3 separate regions of the Mus musculus genome follow, and all the other regions are linked to region 2. Evidence: chromatin loops called from intact Hi-C (ENCODE). Cell type or tissue: heart. All regions are shown on one strand.

Evidence for each region. A loop is a pair of places that touch in the nucleus more often than their neighbours do. Peaks named below come from ENCODE experiments on the same cell type or tissue, not always from the same donor. Only the 100,000 strongest peaks of a DNase experiment are listed, where the experiment ranks them.
Region 1: it touches region 2 in a loop (4-fold over the local background); 30 of 42 quality-filtered maps call a loop at or near these places.
Region 3: a loop joins it to region 2, with 2.8 times the contacts of the local background. A loop is called at or near these places in 31 of 42 quality-filtered maps.

What each region holds. Positions count from the first base shown.
Region 1 is chr9:70,929,047-70,931,546 of GRCm38, forward strand. The region is part of intron 1 of Lipc (lipase, hepatic); the gene reads right to left. The region is part of intron 2 of Gm32017 (a long non-coding RNA gene); the gene reads left to right. Among named protein-coding and RNA genes, the nearest start is that of Lipc, 4.5 kb to the right of the region's middle. In heart, a CTCF peak has its summit at 1,196 (motif pointing left); DNase peaks (open chromatin) are centred at 1,385 and 1,905; H3K27ac peaks cover 911 bases.
Region 2 is chr9:70,670,871-70,673,370 of GRCm38, forward strand. No RefSeq gene overlaps it. Among named protein-coding and RNA genes, the nearest start is that of Adam10, 6.9 kb to the right of the region's middle. In heart, a CTCF peak has its summit at 1,280; no DNase peak of the experiment used is centred here; H3K27ac peaks cover 309 bases.
Region 3 is chr9:70,923,501-70,926,000 of GRCm38, forward strand. All of the region lies in intron 1 of Lipc (lipase, hepatic), which reads right to left. All of the region lies in intron 2 of Gm32017 (a long non-coding RNA gene), which reads left to right. Among named protein-coding and RNA genes, the nearest start is that of Lipc, 10 kb to the right of the region's middle. In heart, a CTCF peak has its summit at 1,465 (motif pointing left); no DNase peak of the experiment used is centred here; H3K27ac peaks cover 1,302 bases.

The sequences.
Region 1 (2,500 bases), 260 kb after region 2:
GTCTGCCTGCACACTGCCATGTTTCCCACCATGATGATGATGGACTGAACCTCTGAAACTGTAAGCCAGCCCCAATTGGATGTTTTCCTTTGTAAGAGTTGTCTTGGCCATGGTGTCTTTTCACAGAAATGGAAACCCTAACTAAGACAGCAGGTTTGCCTTGGGGGTTCTGTAGGAAGAGTTCACCTTGGAAGGCCAGAGACGAGGGCAGGTGGCAGCTCCTCCATAGACTGGGGTTCTGGGAGTCTCTACTCATGATGGTTAGTTTTAAACTGTCAACTTGATGCAATCTAGAATCACCAGGAAAGAGAATCTCTGACTCGTATGAGACCAGGAATCTTAATTAAAAGACACTTCTTTAATGTATGTATGTATGTATGTATGTATGTATGTATGTATGCATGTATGTGCTTGTGTGCATGTGTGCACACATGAGTTGGGATGCCTGAGGTAGCTAGAAAGGGTGTCTATCTCCTAGGGCTGGAGTTACAGGCACTTGTGAGCCACAGGACATGGGTGCTGGGAACTGAACTCAGGTCTTTGAGAGAGCAGTGAATGTTCTCAGCCTCTGTGTCATCTCTCCAGCCCCCAGGATTCATATTTTAACAAATCCCCCAGGTGTTTCCAGAGTTCCACTGCTCTGGCCAAATTCTTCCTTTCACCATGGTGAAGCTGATATACTTTTAAGTCATCTAAATCATTAAAGTAACTATACTATATACAACATAAAAATTGGAAGAAATAAAAATTCAGATATAAACTCAATGGAAATAGTCATTTCTGTGCATTTTTCTCCCAATATTTTCTCTTTCAACCCTTCAAATAAATGTCGTTTCACACAGTTGTAATGACAGCACACATTCAGTTAAACATACTTCCCTTTCTCACTTAATGTTGTACATGTTTTCCTAATTCCACACTATTCTACTAGGTAACATAGCACAGACCCCAAATGTGAGCTGACATGTGTGTGGATGTGAAGGCAGGAGTACAGGGATGAACATGTCGTCAAGGAAACCACTCCTTCCTCGCTTTGAGTGTCTTCCCCCACCTTCTGCCCCAGCCCCACTGGGAAAAATAAAAACTGTGAGTGTTTCTGGACGCAGAGTTATAAACAAAGAATGGTAGATTAAGCTAATAGCTTTGCCATTTCAGAAGCCGAGGAGATATCACCGCGCTCCCTAGTGGCAGTGATTGAAAACTGCACCTTCTTTGGAGCAGTCCTGCAGACATCCTGGACTCCTTCAGTCGCCAAGGACTAGTTTTGGTCTTGGCCCTCACTCCTGTGCCTGAGTGTGAGCCTCAGCATTGCCAAAGTTACTATGGCTCCTCTGCCCCTTGCAAAACTGGCTCACTCACTGCGGTGCCTGTGCCCCCTTGGCGGGGGTCTGGATGTCCTGCCCTCGCCCTGCTAATCCCATTTCCTGGCAGGCTGGACTCCAGTTCACCGAGAAGTCTGGACTCTAAAATGGACACCCTTCTTGGAGCCAGTGACCAGCCACCTTCCTGGTAGTGCGAACTGCTGGCCCCTTTGTCCTGTATAGACCATCGATATCAGAAATATGATCTTGGAGATGCATTTGGGGCTGCTCCGCTCTGTCTGTGGACCAGGATAAATCAGGGCAGCCTGTCTTCCTGCTGAGTCGTCTGTGAGTACCCAGCATGGCAGCTGGTGTGTTAAATAGGGCAGAGGGAGGGGAAGACCAGAGAGGGAATCTAGATACCCAATTTTGGCTTTGGCTGGGCGCTCTCTGGGTGATTTGTGTTTTTAGGTCAGTTTGCAGGCACTGAAGGCCTTCAGTGGCTCTTCAGTTTCTTCCTGTGCAGTGCTAGGTCCCCGTGGAAGGCAGTCAGGGTCAAAGTCGGCTGTCTGTCCTCTGGTCCTTGGCCTGTCCTATCTAGGTGACACCCATCAGGAAGGTTTTGGCCTCACTGGGCTACAAGGCCAGGACGTTTGCCAGAGAGCAGGAGAATCTCTTTCAGAGGAAGGGGGGGGGGGGTTTCCGCACAGTGCTGGGGTTGTTTTGCAGCTGTTGTGGAATGGTGGGTCTGGTCATCCTGGGGGTGTGAGCTGCATTTCTGCCTACCTCCTCTAATAGTTACAAGTCAGGAATCAGCAAGTCTCCTTAGGGCAGTGATCTGAGGCTGGCTGGGCCTGCAAGGATGAGTGAAAATGACAGGTCTGACTTGTGAGTGCAAGGTCCCTCTATTCTGTGGCCTTCCTGTCAAGGCAAACCCTACACTGACCTGCCTCCTCCCCAGCTGGGGATCAAAGAAATGATATCTTAGGTAACCAGTGGGATACCTCTCAGACTTAGGCCTACGTTAGTCGTAAGTACACAGTCTGCCTGCCTGCCCACCTGTGCCCCTCCCTCCCTCTTCTCCTCCCTCCCTGCCTTCCTCTCTTCTTCCCTCCATCCCTTCCTTTCTTCTTATGCACTAATGTCCCACTCCTACCCACAGAGCAACCATTGCTTTTAAACTCTGTAGATGTTTAAAC
Region 2 (2,500 bases):
TCTGTCATAGATTTTCTTTCCTTTCTTTTTGTAGATAAGTGCATACAATGTTTAAAAGTCGATTTTTTTTTTTTTTTTTTTTTTTGGAAACATGGTTTCTTTGTATAGTTCTGGTTGTCCCTGAACTTGTTCTGTAGACCAGGTTGGCCTGGAACTCACAGAGATCCACTTGCCTCTGCCTCCTGAATGCTGGGATTAAAGGTGGGTGCCACCACTGCCCAGCAAGTGGATAAAATATAATTGATAGTATATAAGCCAAAGCAAAGGTCAACAGCTTTAAAATGGCTACTCTAATTGTACAGAACTTCATTAAGATGTGTAGGCTTGGGGCTACATCAGCCTAGCTGGATGTTGTTGTGTTTTAGTTTGCAGGTTACACACACACACACACACACACACACACACACACACCCCTTAAGTTAGAAGCTTACTGTACTCCTTACTCTCTTTTCTCATTGCTGTGACCAGATACCTGGCAAGAAGCGACTTAGGGAAAGAAAGATTTATTTCGGTTCATGGTATGAGAGGTACAGCCTATCATGGGGAGGAAGGCAGGGCAGCAGGAACAGGTGGCTGGTCACGTGATGCCCTTAGTCAGGAAGCAGAGAGAGGTAGTGCTGCCGCTTCCTCCTCGCCCCCCTTTTATTCAGTCTGGACCCCAGGCCATGGGGCCCCAGCCCACACTTCCTTCCTCAGTTAACCCTCTCTGGAAACATCATCGCAGACACACCAAGACTTGTCTCCTAGATGACTTCAAATCAAGTTAAGTCAACTCTGAAAATGAACTATCACACCTGGTACATCTTCCTGTCTATAAAATGGATTACATCTATCTCACAGCATTGTTGCAGTGAATAAACAAGATTGTGTATATTAAAGTGTATATTAACATATCAGGGCTATTATTTGATAATCTGTGGGTATCTGTCCTAGTAACAGAATAAACGTTTGTAGAGTTTCACAACCATGATCATTGCCATTCTGTAGGTTTTCTGGTCCTCTGCCTTTGCCTTCAGGGTCTTGGTCCTGTTGATGTCAGCTGCCACGGTAAGAACACGAGAGTTTCCAGGAAGTAACGCATGCTTAATTGTAACAGAAGGCTAAAAATAAAAGGTGTTTTGGGATAAAATGTGATCGAGATTACTGGAGCCAGAGAAGTGTAAGCAAAATCTTCAAGGACTATTGGAAGTTGGTCTAGTTTCTGAAACAAAGGTCACACAGGCAATTTACTGACGGGAAAACTGAGTTCCAGAGTGACAGACGTCAAGCCCAGTCCAAAGAGGGCAGTCTTTCCTCAGTTCCTGACAAGCAAAGCAGAAGCATCTACAGCTACACAGAGCCATGGCTGTGCCTTGAAAGCTCCTAACTGTTGGATATGAATGAATAAGGAAAATTTTTTTAAAAAATCACTTCAAATCAAAGGAAAGGCGCCTGTGTCTAACATGGTTTCTGAGCCGTCAGCCTGTGCCCTGACCTTGAGAGGCTGGGTTAAAGCTGTGAAAAGGGGAAAGGAAACAAAGACAGAAAACAAGTTGGCAGAAAAGTGCAAGACGTTTTCAAGACTAGACAGACCAGTTTAACTGAATGGAGAGGAAAGAGAGGCCCACAGATGGATGAGGTGTGCCTGTGGAGGCTTTAAATTTTTCAGTAAGCTACTAGAAGTTTAGACAGGAAGATATTGTTTCTAGTTTTTGAATAGAGTACTCAAATTTAGCCTATATTCGTATTGAACTTTAGTAAGTTTGTGTTGGACATGGATATACTGTACTGTGTGGCTCTTTCTAAAACTCCTATAATATGTGAGTCACACTTGTCTTTGAGAATTAGGGAGAACGTGGTTATAATTCAGTATTACAAATGCTTGGCTAGATGTGACAGCCCCTGAGTTCACTCACACACACACACACACACACACACACACACACACACACACACACACAAACACTACATAAATAAGCATTTTGTTTAGAGCCATGTTTGTGGTCCTTCAAAGCTAAGAAGTAGGACTGAGGGGTGTGGCTCGGGCGGGGTGGGGGGGTGGGGAGAGGAGAGAGTATGAGAATATTTGATTTTTTTTTCAGTTTGGGGATCAAATCCACTAGGTTCCTATAGTAACCAGGGCTAAGTATTTAAATAAACATTACAATTTTGTAAGTCTATATTAGAGGTATATAGATGGTAATTCTTTCTAGTAGAGAAGTTAATAAGGATTTGAGAAGAGGGAAGAAGCCTTAGGCATAGGGTTTCTATTGCTGTGATAATACACCATGCCCATAGGCAGCTCGGGAGGAAAAGGTCTATTTCACTTATACGTTCACACCACAGTTCATTACTGGATGAACTCAGGGGAAGAACCTGGACGCAGGAGCTGATGCAGAGGAAGAGCTCTGCTTACTGGATTGCTTTTCCCATGGCTTACTCAGCTAGCCCTCTGAAAAAAATCCAGGGACTCCAAGCCTGGGGTGGTGTGACCAACTCAGCTGGGCCCTCCCATATCAAT
Region 3 (2,500 bases), 250 kb after region 2:
TAATGAGCATGCTGGAGTCTAGCATAAGACCTGATACACACACTGTGGGTAAGTTGATAGCCTGCAGTCATCCTGAATGTGGACTTTCCTACTATTCCACTGGCCATTTGGTTATGCAATTGTGGTGGATAGGTTGGTCCCCACCGTCCCTTCCTGAGAGGGTTCTTGGATTATTTTCCTGCTTGGGCAACTTCTCTTCTTGATTATGATGGTTAATATCAATGATCAACTCTGGGCATGTCTGTGCTGAGGGTTATTATGATAAGGTTAATTGAGATGTGAAGAACACCTCTGGTATCATTCCTTGGGCTGGGCTTGTGGGTTGTATACAAAGGAAATCCTGAACTGAGTTCAAGAATTCCCAGCTCTCTGCTTCTTGACTGGAGGTACAAGGTAACCAGCTACCTCCTCAAGCTCCTGTCACCATGATGCCCCCATCACAGGGGCTGAAACTTCAAACTGTGATCCCAAATAAGCCTTTTCTCATTTAAGGTGCATTTGTCAGGAATTTGATGACACGTCATCTAAAGTAACTAAGACACTGATAAATTCATTAATCTGCTTGCACCCTTTGTGTGTATGATAGTGGTGGCATGGGTTACTTAATTATGGGACAATTTCGAGAGTTGTTGCACTGGCAAGAAAGATACATTTTCTATGTTGTATGGATAATACTAACCCCATGAGGACCCAGATCAGTTCATAAACCTGAACCTAGAGGATTCTTGTGTTACGCCTTCTGGAAAAATCTTTGCTTACCTTAACACTAGCCTACAATGTCCAGCTTTGATCCTGGGCTGCACCTTCCTCTGAGATGAGTAGATTAGTGCTCACACCTTGTTCTGACTTAACTCTGGGGAGCTTAACTTTGTGGGAGAGGGGGAGGGACTGGGACTTTGTGTATGGATGGCTTTGCTCCTGGGCCACTGCTTCGACTTGTCATCCCTATGTGGCTAAGCTGTACATTAGAGGGTCAGAATATGTCCCAGGCTCCTAGGCACCGGCATACACAATAAGAGAAACTGAAGGCTAAGATGCTTTCACAGGAACCCCAGGAGACACTTCAGGAAAGTCCACACTGACTTGGAATTAGGAAGGCAATTTCTAGATTTGCTGAAAGGCTGGGAGGTTGAGTCAGATGGCTCTGGCTGTGACCAGTGACTTGACCACTTGTTAAGTGAGTTATTCATAGAGGATGACTTTACGACCCTGAGCTACCATGTCTCTGATTATAAAACAGGGTCAACTACTACTACTTCCCATCTATTAGGCGAAATGAATAGGTTCAGGCTTTGGATTCCTTAAAAAAAAAAAAACAAAAGAGTAGCTTTCAGGGCTGGAGAGATGGCTCATCAGTAAAGAACACTGGCTACTCTTTCAGACACCCTGAGTTCAATTCCTACTATCCACATGGCAGCTAACAGCCATCTCTAAGTCCAGTTCCCGGGTTTCAGACACCCTCTTCTGGCTTCTATGGGTACTGCACACATACGGGTCACAAACAGACAAAACATCTATGCACATAAAATAAAAATAAATATTAAAAAGTCCCTCAACCCAACACTGTGATTTTTACACATCTTGGCTCTGCTTCATTAAAGCCATATGAGAGCCCCCTCCCCCAAAGCATCAACTGAATTTTCCTCATCTGCACTGGATCAAAAACCGATGCATGTCTAGTCCAGAGAGTATTGAGAAAGAAGTAGTGTGACGGTCATTGAGTGCTTGTACAGTTCCTACAGAATCATGCCTTTGTCCTCTGAGTCTGGGAATCTGGAGCCACAGGCGGTTGAGTCATTGTAGGGCTAAGTCAGGGCACGAGGTCTCACGCTAGGCACAGAACTCTGCGTCTATGCTCTCCTTTCCTGGTCATGTGCAAGTCCTGAGTCAGGGAGGTGAACACTGTGGATCTCCTGGCACCGTGACAACCACTCAGTGACCAGGAGGACACCTAGGATGTCAGTGCAGAAGGGATCCTGCTTGTTTCTCATGGGACATTAGAGGTAAAGGAGTCCCATAGGCTGTGCTTGAGTGTGAAGAACTGTTAAAAGAGTTCAGAGATGTCACCTGGAGTCCTTTATGTGAGAGAGCACGAGAACAAAACAAGGGTTACCTTACATCCAGCCAGACCCCAAGACTCCAGCTGAGCACAGACAGCACCCACAGAGTGTAACCAGTGGGATGAGGATCCTCCATCTCTGTATCAGGACAGAGAGAGGGCTGTGGAGGCCACAGATGTCACAAAATCATACTCTCTCCTGACTGCCAGAATGTGCCATGGGTGCTCCTGTATCAACCTCAGCTCAAGACTTGTGGGTGTAGCTCAGTGGTAGAGGGTTGACCAGAAAGCCTAATGCCATGGCTTCTCTCCTTTGGACTGCAAACCTCAACTCAACCGCCAAACACCAACTCAACCTCTGTTTCATCTTCCCTCACCCGACCTATGAGGACCTATGAGATCACCATTGACTTAGTGTAGCTATTAGTCAATGATGATTAC